2 separate regions of the Homo sapiens genome follow, and region 1 is linked to region 2. Evidence: chromatin loops called from intact Hi-C (ENCODE). Cell type or tissue: PC-9. All regions are shown on one strand. Each heading gives the region's core, and the rest is flanking DNA. Links, peaks and the distances in the headings are about the cores only. Region 1 overlaps STK10 (serine/threonine kinase 10). Region 2 holds the start of FGF18 (fibroblast growth factor 18).

What was found. Hi-C counts contacts between places; a loop is a spot of excess contacts. Peaks named below come from ENCODE experiments on the same cell type or tissue, not always from the same donor. Only the 100,000 strongest peaks of a DNase experiment are listed, where the experiment ranks them.
Region 1: a loop joins it to region 2, with 6 times the contacts of the local background. A loop is called at or near these places in 11 of 110 quality-filtered maps.

Annotation. Positions count from the first base shown.
Region 1 is chr5:172,055,073-172,064,459 of GRCh38, reverse strand. It overlaps STK10 (serine/threonine kinase 10), which reads left to right. Exons shown (of 19, transcript NM_005990.4): 14 at 3,192-3,321; 15 at 6,987-7,111; 16 at 8,684-8,872. Among named protein-coding and RNA genes, the nearest start is that of FBXW11, 53 kb to the right of the region's middle. RefSeq lists enhancers at 8,282-8,781, 8,782-9,283, 9,305-9,387. In PC-9, for the core only: a CTCF peak has its summit at 4,656 (motif pointing right); no DNase peak of the experiment used is centred there.
Region 2 is chr5:171,413,886-171,423,272 of GRCh38, reverse strand. It overlaps FGF18 (fibroblast growth factor 18), which reads right to left and starts at 3,626. Exons shown (of 5, transcript NM_003862.3): 1 at 3,042-3,626; 2 at 2,830-2,866. The coding sequence starts at 3,073. RefSeq lists silencers at 3,120-3,199, 3,260-3,309, 3,450-3,559, 3,680-3,789. In PC-9, for the core only: CTCF peaks have their summits at 4,195 and 4,403; DNase peaks (open chromatin) are centred at 3,892 and 4,422; H3K4me3 peaks cover 1,957 bases.

The sequences.
Region 1 (9,387 bases), core at 2,445-7,444, 640 kb before region 2:
ACCTCCTACCTTGTTTTAGGGTTATTTATTTGTAAGTCACATCTCCTTGACCAACCCAGTATATTCCCCTGCCCACTTGGCATCTTTTAAGTCTGAAGGACATCAAACTTGTGATGTCCCAGACCTGGTCCTGTTATGCTCTGAGGGGGTGCCATTTTCCTTCCTTTCTGGCCCATCATTCCTGACGCCTCCTTTCCCTCCAGTCCTTCGTCACCTCCAGAAGCATGGTATGTATATTTCTTATCTCCTGTCTCTGGATCTATGAACTCGTCACCATCTCCATGATCCCCCAGCCACTGTCCAGTGGCCTCCCAGCGAGGCTTCCTGTAGCTGTTTTTCCCCTGCAGTTTCTTCTCTCCTGCCTGCGTGTGATCAATGTGAATTCCAAGTCTGATAATAGCACCCTTCCCCCCACAGCCCTGTGCCTTAAAACCCTTCAGTGGCTCCCACATTGTCCCTAAGATAAGCGCCGCCTCTTTGCTGTGCCCTGGCCGGCCTCCCCAGCCTTCTTTTCATCCTTTGCCGGAATGCTCCTATTTTCCCCCACGAGGGGGTCTTTGTGTGTTCTGCTTCCTCAGCCCCCAAAGCAAAGAATTTTTGAGTCCATATTTAGAAATGCTTTGTATATTACCTGCTTCAGCATTCATAGCTTACTATGGTAGGAGCTGTTCATTTTCCCATTCGCAGAAGAGGAAACAAAGGCTGAGAGAGGTAACATTGCTGAGTTCACATTCAGGGAGGGGGTCGAGGCCTCAAGCTTGTGTTCTCTCCGGGACACCCTATGACCTGTCTGTCCCATTACAGCACGATTAGGAAGAGAACGCAGGACTGGTGAGGGCGGGGCACACAGGCCCTCATCCACGCAGAGGGACAGCAGATTGGCCTGGAGGAGGCAGTTGCATGGAGAGCTTTGAAGATGTACACATCCTTTGGCTTGGATTTTCTGCTTCTAGAAATCCTGAGGGAATCTGAAAATCCTGAAGGAGTTATCACAGAGGTTCACAAATACTTAGCTACCAGAATATGAAGTAGCGCTATTTAAAATAGATAAAACCTAGAGACACCCTGTTGTTTATTGGATAAATAACATCCATAGCATGAAATATTTTCAGCCATTCAAACACATGTGATAGAAGATCACATTATTTATTTATCTGAGACGGAGTTTCAAAACTGGGAGTTTCATCCCAGTTTTTTTTTTTTCTTTTTTGAGATGGAGTCTCACTCTGTTGCCCAGGCTGGAGTGCGGTGGCACGATCTCAGCTCACTGCAACCTCTGCCTCCTGGGTTCAAGCAATTCTCCTGCCTCAGCCTCCCAAGTAGCTGGGACTACAGGTGCCTGCCATCACGCCTAGCTAATTTTTGTATTTTTAATAGAGTTAGGGTTTCACCATGTTGGCCAGGCTGGTCTCGAACTCCTGACCTCAGGTGATCCGCCTGCCTCAGTCTCCCAACGTGCTGGGATTACAGGCATGAGCCACTGCACCTGGCCAGAAGATCACATTATAACATGGAAAGATTTCTTAAAATAATTTTTTAAAATTGTGGTAAAATAGTCATAACATAAAGTTTACCATCTTTACCATTATTAAGTGTACAGTGTAGTGGCGTTAAGCCTATTCACATTGTGCGGCCATCTCCGCCATCTATCTCCAGAACTCTCTTGTCTTGTAAAACTGAAACTCTGCACCCATCAAACCGTAATTCTCCATTTCTTCTCCTCCAACCCTTGGTAACTTTATTCTGCTTTCCCTATGAATTTGACTACTCTAGGTACCTCATGTAAGTGGAATCATAGAATATTTGTCCTTTTGTGACTGGCTTATTTCACTTAGCGTAATGTCCTCAAGGTTCATCCATGTTGTTGCATGTGTCAGAATTTCCTTCCTTTTTAAGGCTGAATAATATTCCATTGTGTGGATATAACACATGATTTATCCATTTATCTATCGACGGACACGTGGGCTGTTTTCATCCCTTGACTGTTGTGAATAATGCTGCTGTGAACTTGGGTGCACACATATCTCTTTGAGCCCTTTTTAATAATTTTTGTAACACAGCAATAACAATAGCTATAGATACACTTGTATAGACATACCTACCGCAGCTGCCAACTCTGGGGGATAAGATGAGTGGAGAGTTTTACTAATTCCGTGGTTTCTAAATTTTTTTATTTTAATTTTTTTTACCCTTTATTATGGAAAATTAAAAACACAGGAATAGGGAGGCCGAGGCGGGTGGATCACTTGAGGCCAGGAGTTGAAGACCAGCCTGGCCAACATGGTGAAACCCCGTCTCTACTAAAAATACAAAAGTTAGCCAGGTGTGGTGGTGTGCACCTGTAGTCCCAGCTACTCAGGAAGCTGAGATGGGAGAATCACTTGAACCTGGGAGGCTGAGGTTGCAGCGAGCTGAGATCACGCCATTGCACTCCAGCCTGGGTGACAGAGCGAGACTCTCTCTCAAAAAAAAAAAAAGAAAAAAGAAAAGTAACATGGGAATAGGTATAATGAACTACCATATACCTGTCACCTAATCTCAGTAATATCACCTCATGTCCACTCATTCACTCCCTGACCCCAAGGTATTCTTTTTAATCAAATCCCAGACATCATATTATTTTACCTGTCAAACATCACAGAAATAACTACCATACCATAAACACACCTAGCAAATTCAACAATAATTGCTGAACAACGTCATGTTGTCAGTATTCCAGTTTCCAATCACTCCTGTAATCCCAGCACTTTGGGAGGACGAGGCAGGCAGATCACAAGGTCAGGAGTTTGAGACCAGCCTGACCAACATGGTGAAACCCCGTCTCTACTAAAAATACAAAAATTAGTCAGGAGTGGTGGTGCTCACCTATAATCCCAGCTACTCAGGAGGCTGAGGCAGGAGAATCACTTGAACGCGGGAGGCAGAGGTTGCAGTGAGCCGAGATCATGCCACTGCACTCCAGCTCTGGTGACAGACCGAGACTGTTCTTTGATCCAGGATCCAGATGAAGCCCACATGTTGAAATTGGTTGATGCGTCTCTAAGTCTCCCTTAAATTTCTCCTCCACCAATTTCTTTTCTGTTCCTGCATTTTCTTCTCTGATCACGCGGGCTTTTCTCCCATAATAGGAAGAGACATGGAGGTGCCCAAGCCGGCTCTGGATAAAGGCCTGTCCTCCTCTCTCCCCACAGGACCGGGACTTTGTAGCCAAGCAGAAGGAGGACCTGGAGCTGGCCATGAAGAGGCTCACCACCGACAACAGGCGGGAGATCTGTGACAAGGAGCGCGAGTGCCTCATGAAGAAGCAGGAGCTCCTTCGAGGTGGGGGTGTGCAAGTGGCAGCGCTGTCTTGGCCCAGAGTCGCTGTGGACATCCCAGCCCTGGGAAGTGGGGTGGGCAACAAGAACCTCCCAGGCCTTCTCCATCCCCAAAACTAAACATCATTCTTCATGGGGAAACCTGGGGAAAAGCCCCACTTGAAGTAAGGAACGAGGTAAGGACACCAGTTGTCACCAAGACTATTTGAGATTATTCCAGAAGTCAAGAGAAGAAAAGAAAGAAACAGGCAGAGTATGTTAATAAGTGAGCTGGATTTACGGGAGGTGGAGAGAGCTTGGCGTGGACTGAGCAACCACTCTGCCAGGCCATGTGCCAGTCCATTTTTCTACCTTTATCTCATCAAATCCTCACCTAACACTGTGAGGCAGGGCCTAGGTTATCCCCATTTCTGTAGATGAGGAAACTGAGGCTTGGAGAGTTACTATTCTTTGGCCAAGTATCTTAGTTCATTCAGGCTGCTGTAACAAAATACCACTGACTGGGTGGCTTATCAACAACAGACATTCATTTCCCACACTTCTGGAGGCTGGGAAATCCACAGTCAGGGTGCCAGCACATTTGTGGTCTGGAGAGGACTTACTCTCTGCTTCATAGATGGCACCTTCTCACTGTATCCTCACATAGTGGAAGGGAGACTAGCTCTGGGGTCTCTGGGTTTTTGGGGTTTTGTGGTTTTTTGGGTTTTGGGGATTTTTGTTTATTTATTTATTTATTGAGACAGGGTCTAGCTCTGTAGCCAAGGCTGGAGTGCAGTGGCACAGTCATGGCTCATTGTGACCTCTGCCTCTGAGGCTCAAGCAGTCCTCTGACTTCAGCCTCCCAAGTAGCTGGGACTACAGGCACGTGCTACCACGCTTGGCTAATTTTTGTGTTTTTTGTGTAAATGGGGTCTTCTGTGTTGTCCAGGCTGGTCTCAAAGTCTTGGGCTCAAGTGGTCTGCCTGTCTCAGCCTCCCAAAGTGCTGGGATTAGAGGCATAAGCCAACGTGCCCAGCCTGGGGTCTCTTTTATTAATAAAAAGGCACTAATTCCATTCACGAGGGCTCCACCCTCATGACCTAATCACCTCCCAAAAAGCCCCATCTCCTAATACCCTCACCTCAGGGGTTAAGATTCCAACATACACATTTGGGGAGGGGACACAAACGTTTAGATCATAGCACTGAGGTTGCACAGTTAATGGGTGATAGAGCTGGGCCTTGGATGACAATATCAGGAAGCCGGGCCTACCCTGGTGCTGTTGGGAGTTCAAGGGATTTCTGGGCTGATTGAGGAAAAATAAATGACCACAAGATGGCAGTAGCATACCAGCAGCTTTGCTTGGGGGGCATTTTGACAAGTTGACACGCTGAGGGGGTCCCTTACAGAATGAGGCTTTCTGGAGATGATGGTGCGGGCCACCATCCAGCAGGGGAAGAGGGCAAAGGAACTCTTGGGCAAGAAGGGGACTGAGAGGGGGCTCACATGTCTAGATGATGTCGTCCAGCGTGGGGAGCTCAGACGGGGCGTCTCTGGGTCAGAGAACTGCAAAGGGCAACGGTGGCTTGGGGTCTTTATGGAGCCCTTGGGTCTTCCATCTCTATGGCTGGCAGATGTTAGGTGCAGTTTCATGGGGTATGCAAAGTAGGCAGGCTCCAAATGGCTAAATATCTGCTTGGTTTGAGCTTTTTTTTTTTTTTTTTTTTTTGAGATGGAGAGTCTCGCTGTCTCACTGTGTCATCCAGGCTGGAGTGCAGTGGCACAATCTTAGCTCACTGCAACCTCCACCTCCCAGGTTCAAGCAGTTCTTCTGCCTTAGCCTCCTTCATAGCTGGGATGATTACAGCTTTGCGCCACCATGTCCAGCTAATTTTTTATATTTTTAGGAGAGATGGGATTTCACCATGTTGGCCAGGCCGGTCTTGAACTCCTGACCTTAAGCAATCCACCTGCCTTGGCCTCCCAAAGTGCTGGGATTACAGGTGTGAGCCACTGCGCCATTCTCCTGCCTCAGCCTCCTGAGTAGCTGGGACTACAGGCGCCCGCCACCATGCCCAGCTAATTTTTTTTTTTTTGTATTTTTAGTAGAGACGGGGTCTCACCGTGTTAGCCAGGATGGTCTCAATCTCCTGACCTTGTGATCTGCCTGCGTCGGCCTCCCAAAGTGCTAGGATTACAGGCATGAGCCACCGCGCCTGGCCCTGTTTGAGCTTTTTTATGTAACTATATACATTTTTTTTGTTTTTGTTTTTTGAGACCAAGTCTTACTCTGTCACTCAGGCTGGAGTGCAGTGGCACGATATTGGCTCACTGCAGCCTCTGCCTCCCCTGTTCAAGCAATTCTCATGCCTTAGGCCCCTGAGCAGCTGTGATTACAGGTGCACACCACCACACCCAGCTGATTTTTATATTTTTAGTAGAGACTGGGTTTCGCCATTTTGCCCAGGCTGGTCTCAGGTTTCTAGGCTCAAGCGATCTGCCCACCTCAGCCTCCCAAAATGCTGGGACTACGGTGTGAGCCACTGTGCCTGGCCGTACATATTATGTTTTAAAAATAACAAGAGGATGGGTACAAATTTGAGTTTGGTGCCTGTGGACTTTTGACGGTCCAAGCCTGCTGTGAGGAAGTAAACAACACGAGGCCAATATCCCAGGGCAATTTTTGGCTCATTTATAAAACAGGCCTCATCCAGGCCTTTGATGACCAGTGCAGTTAAGCAAGATAAACCTCTTATTATTTGATGTGGATCAGCAAAACAGGGTTCTTGAGTTTTCAATATTCTGAATAGAGCACAGTTGTTTTGAGAAAAGCCCTCACTTCCTTTTCCTATCCCATGATGTTGGTAAGAACCGTCCTATTTACAGAACTGTGGTTCTGATTTTGGGGTGGAAGCCAGAATCACTATTCTGATATACCAAAAGCAGATACCATTTTGCACGGAACAGGAATGCAGTGAAATAAACAACATTCGCACTGAGCCAAGCATAATCTCCTGTCTCGAAGGGCGTGAGATTCTCCCTTTGACCCCAGGTCCCCACCCGGGTGCTGTGCACAGGGGTGGATTAATAGACCTCCAGTGTTAAGATGCCAGTATCTTCATTGTCTTCATAACGCATGCCTGGGACGTGCAGGAGACAAGGAGGATCTCACCCATTTTTCAAAGGAGGAAATAGTGACAAGAGGCCATTCTGTCTTCTTCATGGGGTCTCCATCTGAGCTCTTCCCAGGTGCCCATCAGGAAGGTAGAGATGCAGTGTGGAAACTTTGCACTTCAAAGTTTCTCCCAAGGACGTCCCCTCCCTCCATGGTATAGCTGTGTCCATCTGGCAGACATGGCAGCTGATGCCTAGAGAACCTCTCCATTCCTAATCCCACCGATGGAGCTGGGTTCCAGCCTATAGCTGCAGTTTCTGTGGCTCCTGACTTTGAATACTTCCTGCTATACCATGCTCCTGGGAGCTCTCATTCCTTAGGCTTAAAGGAAGTTTCTAGGCCTCAGCTCAGATCAGCCAACATGGTCTAATGAGGTAGAACATGTGGCAATTCCTGAGCCCAGCAGGTTGGTTATCATCTCCAGCATGAGGAGGCCAGGCAGAGGTGGGGGGCAGGGGGCCTGTCGAGTCTCTGGTTGTCAGCACCTCACCAGCTCGGTGGCATGTCCTCTGCAGACCGGGAAGCAGCCCTGTGGGAGATGGAAGAGCACCAGCTGCAGGAGAGGCACCAGCTGGTGAAGCAGCAGCTCAAAGACCAGTACTTCCTCCAGCGGCACGAGCTGCTGCGCAAGCATGAGAAGGTGAGGCTGCCGGTGGCACGGGGCTCGGATCTGCTGCCGGGCCGACCTGGGAGAGCCATGAGGCTGTATGTGATGGGGCACCTCTTGGGTGCACACTTTGGATGACAAGTGCCCCCAAGAGGAGCCAGGGCTGGCTGCAGTGAGGCCCCAGGAGGTTCTCCAGGGGCGTCCTGCTTCAGCTCAAGGGGCTAGGAATAGGGGAAACGATGCAGGGAAGCCAATGGCCCAAGTGGCTCCCTCACTGACTGTTACTTGCTGTGTATGTCTCTTTCTTTTCTTTTTTTTCCCTTTCTTCTTTTCTTTCTTTCTTTCTTTCTTTCTTTCTTTCTTTCTTTCTTTCTTTCCTTCTTTCTCTTTCTTTCTTTCTTTCTTTCTTTCTTTCTTTCTTTCTTTCCTTCTTTCTTTCTTTCTTTTCTTTCCTTCCTTCCTTCTTTCTTTCTTTCTTTCTCTTCTTTCTTTTCTTTCTTTCTTTCTTTCGAGATGGAGTCGCTCTCTCACTCAGGCTGGAGTGCAGTGGCGCCATCTAGGCTCACTGCAACCTCCACCTCCTGGGTTCAAGTGATTCTCCTGCCTCAGCCTCCCGAGTAGCTGGGATTACAGGTGCTTGCCACCATGCCTGGCTAATTTTTGTATTTTTTTTTTTAGCAGAGTTGGGCTTTCACCCTGTTGGCCAGGCTGGTCTCAAACCCCTGACCTCAAGTGATCTGCCCGCCTTGGCCTCCCAAAGTGCCAGGATTACAGGCGTGAGCCACTGTGCCTGCCCGGTGTGTGTCTTTCTTTTGCTCTTTTTTCTCTTTTCCCTCTTTTTGTCCTCCCTTTCCATTTTGTCTTTATTTCTCTCTTTCTTGTGCATTCCCTCAATACTTTTAGGTCTCCACTTAAACACCACCTCTGCTGGGAAGCCTTCCCTGAACTCCCCAGAGCTGGTGAGGGCCCCTACTCTGTGTGGCCAAAGCACCCTCTCCTGCGGGAATTGTCTGTCTCAGTTCAGCCTCCATAGTGGGACAGTGACAGACAGACCAAGGTCTGGATGCACAGCAGCTGTGTATAATTCCAGTTTCTTATCTAAATGCAGTGATGGAAGTCAGTATAGGGCCATGGGAGTTCAGAATAAGGCTACCCAACCAAGTGAAGAAATCGGGGAAGGCTTCTTGGAGGAGGTGATGCCCATGCTGAGCTTTGAAATACAAATAGGTGTTAGGGGAAGGAAAAAATTCAAATCTATCAGGATTTTTTAAAATATAAGTTCATATCTGCCATCACTAATGGTAAACCATCCCCTTTCGTGTACATTTTGCTTTGAGATATTAGCTAATGATGGCATGCCATCATTGATTAGATGAAAAGGCATTTAGAAGGTAAGAATCCAAGATATTATTAACAAGAATTTTTAAAGTGAGAACAAATAATGTTATTAGTGTAGAAGCAAAATAACACCAGCCTTGATCTGCTGAACATTGTGGGCTGCGTTGGTCCTGGGCCCCTGAGTGGAGTGTGGGGACCTTTAGCCTGTGACCACGCTCTGAGTCCAGAGTGCAGCTGCCCTCAGCCCCTCTGGATATTCCTCTCCAGGAGCGGGAGCAGATGCAGCGCTACAACCAGCGCATGATAGAGCAGCTGAAGGTGCGGCAGCAACAGGAAAAGGCGCGGCTGCCCAAGATCCAGAGGAGTGAGGGCAAGACGCGCATGGCCATGTACAAGAAGAGCCTCCACATCAACGGCGGGGGCAGCGCAGCTGAGCAGCGTGAGAAGATCAAGCAGGTGGGGGCCGGGCCTGCGGGGTCTGCAAGTGTGCTGGGGTGTAGGCAGGGCCAGGTTTGGCGGGACCTGGGCCTTATACAGTTTTGGAGAATATGAAACAAGATGCAGGCTGGCTCACGTCTGTAATCCCAACACTTTGAGAGGCCGAGGCGGGCGGGTCACTTGAGCCCAGGAGTTTGAGACCAGCCTGGGCAACACAGCAAAACCCCATCTCTACAAAAAAATAATTTTTTAAAAATATTAGCCAGGTGTGGTGGCTATTTGGAAGGCCGAGGTGGGAGGATCGCTTGAGCCCGGGAGGCAGAGGTTGCGGTGAGCCAAGATTGAACCACTGCACTCCAGCCTGGGCAACAGAGCGAGACTCCATCTTAAAAAAACAAAAAAGAAAGATGCACTCCGACCCACCCGCCATAAGGTCTTGGGAGGGGGTGTGCGAGTCACCATGCGTGCCCTGGAAGCTTCATCAGCCTCATGGTGAATTCACCTCTGTGTGTGGACAGAGGTAGAGCTTGGTG
Region 2 (9,387 bases), core at 2,463-7,462:
TGTGGAGAAGGGATGAAGGGATTTTATTAAATTCCCAGCTTCCCACTTCCCAGGGTGGCCAGCGGGTGAGGGCGGGCTCACCACTTTGGGGGTGGGCAGGACAGTGTCTGGCACTGAATGTGCTCATGGAAACGTAGCTGGGGGCAGGGACCCATTCTGAGCCCGGTAGCGATGGACAGGAAGAAAGGAGGGGCCCAGAAACTCCACCGCTAAGACTGGACCAGTCCTGGAAAACACTGCGAGGGGAGGGAAGGGCGTAGGCGCATCCATTTCCCAGCAGCCACAATGTGCCTTCCTGGGTGGATGAGAACTGGCAAAACTACCCCACCCCCCATCATATACCAGTTCAACTCCATGACCAACCATTTCATAAATGATGCAGCTAAGACTCTGGGGATCCACAGAGAGGGAAAGATGGAGCTGGAGCTGGGGTTCAGGCCTAGGCCACTGGATTGCAAAGCCCTGAGCCCTTCCTGCCATGTAGAGAGGCCTCCCTGGCCCCGGCTCACCCTAAAGGAGCTTGAACTGCTACCCGCTAAGTGCAGCCTACCCAAACCTCAGCAGGGAGCAGGCCCCAGATTCCTGGCAGTTAACATCATTTGGCTCCTACCCCTCATTTCAACCATTAAGGCCACCCCACCTTTGCCCCTGTAGTGTGAATGGGGACATAAGCCTGACAACCTTGCCCATAACTCCCAGGATAACATTTCTTTATCTTTAGGGGTCATAGATGTTTTGAAACTCTGTGGGGAGCAGGCAACCCTCTTCCAGACACAGCACATTTGAGCACCATTTTTGTGCAGTGTTTCAGGGACCTCCCCCTCCCACAATCCCATCCTTTGACACTCCAAGGGTACATGGACCATGGGTTAAAAACATCAGTCTTATGGCACTTTGGATGCAGAAAGGCCGGTGGGGACAAGGGGGAAGGTGGAGGTGGTGGGGAGAGGAGGATCCCTCACCTGCTTGAAGGCTGCCTCTTGACCTAACCAGGGCAGACCACCCAGCTCTTTCCCAAGATGCTGGCTCTAGCTCTGGCCAGGAGGTGGAGGTGGGATGCAGAGTCCACACTCCCTCCCTCCAGCTCCCACGGAGAACACAAAGACCACACAGCAGCCCCTCCTGGGCCCTACTTCAAGAAGAACCAACAGCAGCAGGCATCCAGAGGCTTGAGCCACACATCCGCAGGCCTCCCTGCTACTCCTTGCCCATTTCATCCCTCCTGCCCCCAGGCACAGCACTCTGGAAAAGAGCTCTTGCCCAGGTCAGACAAGCAGACCCCCTGGAGTGACCCCAGGGCCTGCCCTCTGCTTGGGGACTCAGCTGCAGACCAGGCAGGCCATGCCTGGCACTGGCCTCCCTCTTTGACACCAGCCGTTCCCCACCCCCACCCCCATCACCACACAGGTCACATCTGCTTTGGCAAACAGCCAGTCTTAAGTTACTGACTCCAGTTATATTGATTCAAGGAGTCACTGGGGACCCCAGCCTGGCCAACAGGAGGAAAGAACCCATCAGTCCGTCCACCCTTCCATCCCCAAGCCCCAATGGATGCCCCCAGCTCAGTGCCTATCAGGAGGGTAACAACCCTCTCCTGGGCGTGGAAGGAAGATAGCAGGCCCACCACCGCCAAACACTGCGAGTGGCTGTTGAGTCGCGCAGTGCTCAAGGCACACAACACTCCTTGAGCCAGAAAACCGGGAGAACCACCAATTTCCTGTGCTCAAGGCTAGCTCTGGGGATCTCCACAATCCAGAAGGCTAAGGTCTAAGAATCTTCTCTAATCCCGGAAAGCCACCTGCCTTCCACCGAGGGGGAAGGGTCAGACAACCCTCTTTTGACCTGTGTCCAGTTCCTCCTGGCCTGGCCCCTTGCAGCACTAGGTGGGTGGGGGCTTGGGGAGCTGACGCTTCCTATTCCCTTTGCCCGCCGCCCCCCGACCCCCACCATGCAGAGGCAGCCCTGGTCTGGTTCTAATCGGGGCTGAAGTCGGCTCCCTTTTTCGCTCTTCTCTCTCCCTCCCCCCAACCCTTTTTCCTTCATTTCTACGGCTTTGGAAGCCAGAGCGTTCCAACTGTCTGCGTGCCAAGACCTTCCCGAGTCTGAAAGCTGCTGAAGTAACAGATCAGATTTTAGCAAGTGCTTTCCAGGCCGAGCGCCAAGCCCTCTTCTGATTCACGGAGAGCGAGCGAACCGGGAGCAGGCGGGGAACCAACGAGGGCTGCACCACCTTAGGCGAGGGAGTGCGGAGCGCGGCCCATCCGGGAGCGGCCTCGCGGGCAGCGGCCACTCGGCCTAGGCGCCCTCGAGCTTCCCCTCGTCCCGGGCATGTGTGTGTGTCTGTGTGTGTGTCTCAGTGCTGCAAGCGCCTTCAAAACCACAGAGTAATTTACAACTGAAGCTTTCTCCCTGGACTCGAAATCCACTCGGCTGAAAGTCTTTTTGTTTGGAAGCGGCGATGTTAAGGGAAGGTTGGCAGAGAAAATCCCTAGGTCCTACCCCTCGCTGGCTGCGGGCAGGGGTCTTAGAGCTGGGTATATTGTTGCGGCTGAGCCCGCCGGCTCTGCGGGATCTCCTCCCAGCCGAGGCCGACAGTGGCCGCGACAGCCAGCGCCTCCTCGGGCCCCGCGGCAGAGCCCCTTGCCCTTGGCCGGTTCCCCGCCGGCGCAGGGCGCACGCGGAGCCGCCCTTCCGCGCCCTGGGAACAGGTGCACTGGGCTCAGCGCCCAGGAGGGGTGGGGCACAGGGAGGGGGCGCGGCCGGGGAAGGGGGGTCGGCGTGTACCGCGAGGCAGGGGCGGGAGGAGGTCAAAGTCAGGAGCCCACGTACCTGTACCTGGAAGCACAGCAGCAGGAAGTGTAAACACCTGCGGGAAACAGATGGAGAAGCGGTCAGTGGGACCTGAGGAAGGGGGCGCACGGACAGACAGACACGCAGTCGAAGAGTCAGGTGAACCGACGGGCGGGCAGACAGAGGTACAGGGCACAGGCATACGGACAGACAGCCAGGCAAGGTGGGCAGCCCCGCGCGCGGGCGCTTACAGGCAAGTGCAGGCGGAGGGCGCTGAATACATCGCTGGGCGGGAGGGAGGCGGCGGCTCCTAGCCCAGCCTGCACATGTCCGCTCCGCGCGGCCGGGACCGGGCGCCTCCGCCGCCGCCGCCGCCGCCGCCGCCGCTGCTGCTGCTCCCTCCTCGCCGGCTGCTGCTGCTGCAGACTCTGCTGCTCCGGGGCGCTCCGCGGCGCGCCCTGCGGCATCAGCGCCCCGCGCGGCTCCTCCCGAGCGCTGCGCCCTCCGGGCTGGCGCAGGGGCTGCGGGGCGGCAGCCGCTGTGCAGGAGGCGCCTGGCCGGTGCGGGGAAGCTCGCTCACTGCTGGCCGGCCGGCCGTCCGGGCGTCCGTGGGAGGCTGGCTGCCCGGCTCAGTCCGGGGACAGCATGCGCGGCGGGTCTGGAAGCCGAGTTGCGCTCTCCGGCCCGGGCGCGGAGCTGCGTGGGGCCAGGGGTCAGCGCTCCGGGGTCGGGGCGCGCGGCTGCAGCGCGAAAGCGTCACGGCCGCTCCGTCTGGGCGCCCGCCGGCTCATGTCTCCTCCTCCGCGTCTCTCCGGCCGTGCGCATCGCCGCCTCCCACCACTGGCGGCGGCCGGGGCGTTTTCTACGCGCGGGCGGCGAGGGGGCGGGGGGCCGGGGGCGGGCCCGGGCCCGAGCCGGCACAATGAGGATGCGGGGCCTGGGGGCTCCCCCCTCGGGGCGCGGCCGGACGGGCGCTCAGCTCGCCTGGGTGCGCCCAGCCCACATCAAAGGCGGCCCTGCCTGCTCGCCTGCCTGCCGCGGCCTCTCGCTGCCTCCTCCTCCTTCTCCTGGCGGCTCGGGGTTGGAGGGGAGGCGCTCAGACTCTCGGAGACGGGACCGGCAGCTCCAAAGGGGCAGGACCCGCGAGACTGAAGCTGGTGAGCGCTGGAAGCCGTCGGAGCTCTGCGCCCGAGCGCAGTGACCGCTCCTCCGCGCAAACGTTGCCCAAATTGGGCAGGCGATGCTCCCCAAGAACGCAGTTAGGTACGGAACGTCCTCACCTGCCCACATTCGCTACTCGCACTCACTCACCAGCGCTCTAGTGGAGAGCCGAGAGGGGCGGGTCAAACCCAGCCCCGGGGCGGCTCCACTGAATGGGGGTCGCTTTTACCCGCCCTGCGATCGTGGAGTTTCCCAGCCACCCTCTTGACTGGCTACCCACTTAAGTGAGCCCCCGTCCTCTTCTTACGTCCCTGCCGCTGCGAAGGGGGCTCCCGGGCATCTCTCCTTCCCACCCCTCGCCCCCTCCGGGGCTCTGGGGTCGGTTCACGGGATCCCAGCTGGACTCTCCCGTAGGCGAGCCAGCTTTGGAAACACACGGCTACCACCAAGCGGCCCCGAGACGTCACTGCAACCCCAGCACGGACGGCTGCACGCCGGGGAGCAGCCAGCAGGACTCTGGTCAGCGACCACGCTGAGGCCCTCTTCCGGCCTCCTCCCAAAACCGGACTAAGACTTGCCTCCGTTTGCATACTAGGCAGCTTCGTTCCTTTAACCAGGGCCCCATTCAGGACACTGGTTCTTACCGCCTCTGCCCCTTCCAGAGGCATAACTCCTGTCCTTCCCACCAACCCCAAAACGTAGGTGTTCTTGTCACGTACCTGCCTCACTGTCTAGAGCTGGTGTCAGCCAAGCTCTGCTTGAGCCTGATGCTAAGGAAAATAGGTCACAGTGAGAAAGACGCTGGAGGACAGGCTCAAGCAAAACTCAGGAATCTGGACTATTTGGTTAAAGCCTCCTTGCGTTGGCAATGGTTGATGGTCCACTGGAGCATAAACTGAGGTAGGACTGTCGAACAGTGCTATTTGCTGAAGCCATGACTATAAAACATTAGTAATTGTTCCAAATATCAGGCCTCCTTGCAAGCTATTTTAAGTTCCCTTTCAAAGCTGAGGCTATTTTAAACAGATAGCCTCTGTTTCAACATCGGACACAAGTGCAGAAAACCTTTTCAAAACCAGGTGCTGAGGGGGAAAATTCCTGCATGAAGCTTTTAAGCTGAATTTACTTAGACATTCTGATTGCCAGAGCTGGACTTGCAGAGTTACTCGTAACTTCCCAAGTTCTGGAGAAAATGAATCGATCCCAAGATAGGATGCAATGACCAACCATAAATAGAAATGGACAGAAATGCTCCCACCGATGACCCGAGTCATTGCCGCCGTCTTTGATCTTGCTTTATAGGAAGATTGACAAACCCAGTCGAGGAGTTTTTGGCTTACCATCTGCTAGTTTGAAGTATCTCCTGGCTAAGAATCATGCTTCCAATTTTCTATATTGTTACTATTTTTTATTACTTGTGAATGGAATGGGTATATAATTATTTATACCCTATCTAAAATGCTTGCAGTATTTTTCAATGCTCAAAGTATATTTGCCAATCTCACCTACCAAACAAATCAGACTGACCAAAAAGTCCAGCCAAGAGAACAGTTCTGAGTAAGAGCATAAACTCAGGAGTCAGAAGTACTGCATTTGAATACTGCCACCAACATTTACTTATAAATTCCAGCAAGCAACGGTTTGAGATTCTGCTTCCTCCTCTACAAAATATGGCTAAGAACAGTAACAACTCTCACAGAGTTGTGAGTACTCAATGAGTGTCTGGCACACAATGAAAACTCCAAACGTTTTAGCTGCTAACTAATAATCCTAATTATTATTCAGGTTACTTTCAGGTTATTTTCACATTTCTTTCTGAACAATTTCATGAAGTAGGGAGGCAGGATCATTTCCAATTTACAGTTGAAGAGGCATCTAGTCAGAATGTCTTTTGACTCCAAATCCATTTTATACTACACATTCTTTTCCCCACCACTCACACCCTCTAGTTTCATGCACCTATTTACCAACATGACCTATTTACCATATGCCTGAATCTTAAATGGGTTCTATCTGGATTTGGCATGTTCATACAACACTTAATATATACCACTATTTTAGTAGTCACTTCTTACTAATTCAATCACAATTTATTGAGATCCTACAGTGTCGAGCCCTCACTGAAAGACAGGCAAGGTCCCTGCACTAAAAAAGCACTTCGTTTCCACTAGGGAAGATGGGCAATAAGCAAATACACCAAGAGATAAATGCTGGCTTGTTACCAGTGTTTTGAGAGAAACCAGTGGGATAGAGAAGCCAGAAGACCTCTTGGTAACATTAAGGCCAAGACCCAAAGACAGTAGATAGCCATGCAAAGGAATATTCCAGGTAAAAGATGCAAAGTGCCTCCAGTGGAAAAAGGCTAGGCGACTGGCAGGGTTAGCCAGGGAGAGTGTGGCAAGAGATGAGGGTGAAAACAGGCAATGTGCTTGACCAGGCCTTCACAGGAAATTAAGTAGCCATCAATGGCTTAAGGGTACCAGTTTTGCAATGCATCAGTTTTAAGTGTACAGTTCAGTTCTGACAAATGTATCTAGGTACAAACACCACCTCTTCTCAGGCAATCTTCCGGCCCCCAATTGCTCGTCCCAAGCAATCATTTATCTGGCACTGGTTTATTTTCGATTTCACATAAATGGAACCACCTATTATGTGCTTGTGTCTGGCTGAGCATGTTTGAGATTGATCCATTGTTGCATTTTGCAGTAGTCAATTTTCATCGTGGGATAGTACTTAATAGTATAGATATGCCACAATTTGTCAATTAAGGGCTTTGAAACAGTCAAAATTCAGTTTGTTAAAAAAGCTTTACCCTGGCTAAGAATGAAGTGGAATGCTGTTACACCATTCCACTTCATTCTTAGTAGCTGGAGTAAGGAGGATGCTAAGCTAGCTGTTACCAGTCCAGGTAAGGGTACCGTAGCTTGGGCTACGCAGCCATGTGCTATTTTGGGGGTCGGAATCAGACACACCTGCATTAAATTCCCAGCTCTAAGCTAATAAACTCAGGCAATTTTCTGAGGGGAGTTAAGAATATATGTTGACAAGTAACACAATGAAATGTAAGCCCTGCAGAGCATCTCGCTGCCTTGCCTACTAACCCTACGCACCTAGAACTTTCGTCTGAAACAGAGTATATATTTAAATCCCTTTGTTCAAGTGTGCAAGTAAACTGAGTACTGCAGTCTTTCCACTTGTTTCCCACTTCTTCCCAGTCTTGACTGAGAAGACTCCTAAGATTCAGGGAATCTGTGGAATACAAATATTGTGGAGACAAAGATGGAAAACATCCAGCCTAAGAACACAGGACAGGACAGGCGCGGTGGCTCAAGTCTGTAATCCCGGCACTTCGGGAGGCCGAGGTGGGCGGATCACGAGGTCAGGAGTTCGAGACAAGCCTAACCAACACAATGAAACCCTGTCTCTACTAAAAATACAAAAATTAGTCAGGTGTGGTGGCACGTGTCTGTAATCCCAGCTACTCAGGAGGCTGAGACAGGCGAATCGCTTGAACCCGGGAGGCAGAGGTTGCACTGAGCCGAGATCATGCCACTGCACTCCAGCCTAGGGGACAGAGTGAGACTGTCTCAAAAAAAAAAAAAAAAAAAGGACAAACAGCCTCAAGCAGCACTATCAGGTAATAAGAAAAGTAGACCCTTAGCACAAATGAGGCTCTAAGCTTTCTCAAAGCCAGCTCCTAGAAGGCGCACAGCATTAAAACTTGGGACCTCTACTGCCAAGTCCATGAGTCAGGGAGTAACTGGCTTTTCATTAAGGAACTGGCTGGAAAGTAGCCTCAGACTTTCTCAAATAACTTTAACCCTGTATTTCCAGAGTCCAGGCCACCTTTAATAGGCTCAGTATATACTTGTTAACTCTCAACTTTTTTTTTTTTTTGGACAATTTCCAAGAAAAGACCCACGCCCTATACAATGCTCATCTCTCCTTGCTCATTAAGCTAGTACTGCCAAGAGCTACACAGCGGGTCATGGTGGCTCATGCCTGTAATCCCAGCCCTTTGGGAAGCTGAGGTGAATGGATCACTTGACGTCAGGAGTTTGAGACCAGCCTGGCCAATATGGTGAAACCCTATCTCTATAAAAAATACAAAAATTAGCCGAGTGTGGTGGCATGCGCCTGTAGTCCCAGCTACTCGGGAGGCTGAGGTGGGAGAATCGCTGGAACCCGGGAGGTGGAGGTTGCAGTGAGCCAAGATCACACCACTGCACTCCAGCCTGGGCAACAGAGTGAGACCATCTCAAAAAAAAAAAAAAAATGTTATCCGTTAAGAAAAAAAAAAAAAGCTGGCCAGGCGCAGTGGCTCACACCTGTAATCCCAGCACTTTGGAAGGCCGAGGCGGGCAGATCACCTGAGGTCAGGAGTTCGAGATCAGCCTGGCCAATATGGTGAGACCCCATCTCTACTAAAAATATAAAAATTAGCCAGGCGTGGTGGCACGTGCCTGTAATTCCAACTACTTGGGAAGCTGAGGCAGAAGGTTACTCACTGTAACCGGAGAGGCGGAGGTTACAGTGAGCCAAAACTGCACCACTGCACTCCAGCCTGGGCAACAGAGCGAGACTCTGTCTCAAAAAACAGAACAAAAATAAAAGATACATAACGATGGTTCGGTTAGCAAGAGACCACCTGTACGATGGGCCCAGACTATAAGGGAGCTGACCACTGTAGCAATTTTAACAGCAGAGTACGATGCATTACTCATGTTCATGATGCTGGTGTAAAGAAACCTGTACATGCAATTATGTACAGCACATACTTGATATTATGAAAATCAATGTTACTGATTTACATATTTATTGCACTTTTTATCAGTGTGATCCTTTAAAAAAAAAGCCTCAGGCAGTTATATGGCAATGTTATAAATGACAGCATCGTCTTATTGCCCCTGAAGACCTTCCAGTGAGACAATATATGATGGATAAGTGACATGATGATCCTGACCCTATGGTAGGCCTAGGCCTAGTTAACAGAAAAGTTGAAAAAAACTTAATAGAAGTGTACAGAATAAGAATGTATTTTTGAGGCTGGGAACGGTGGCTCACGCCTATAATCCCAGCACTACCCAGCGGGTAGATCACCTGAGGTCAGTAGTTCAAGACCAGCCTAGCCAACATGATGAAACCCCTACAAAAATACAAAAAAAAAAAAAAAAAAATAGCCAGGCATGATGGTGGGTGCCTGTAATCCCAGCTACTTGGGAAGCTGAGGCGGGAGAATTGCTTGAACCCAGGAGGCAGAGGTTGCAGTGAGCCAAGATCACAGCATTGCACTCCAGCCCGGGAAAAAGAGAGAGAGAAAAAGTAAGTGTATTTTTGTAGTTTTTTAAGTATTATGAGTCAAAGTTTTAAAAGTTTTACAAAGTTCAGTAAGCTTACATTAATGAAGAAAAACATTTTTATATTTAACATAATTAT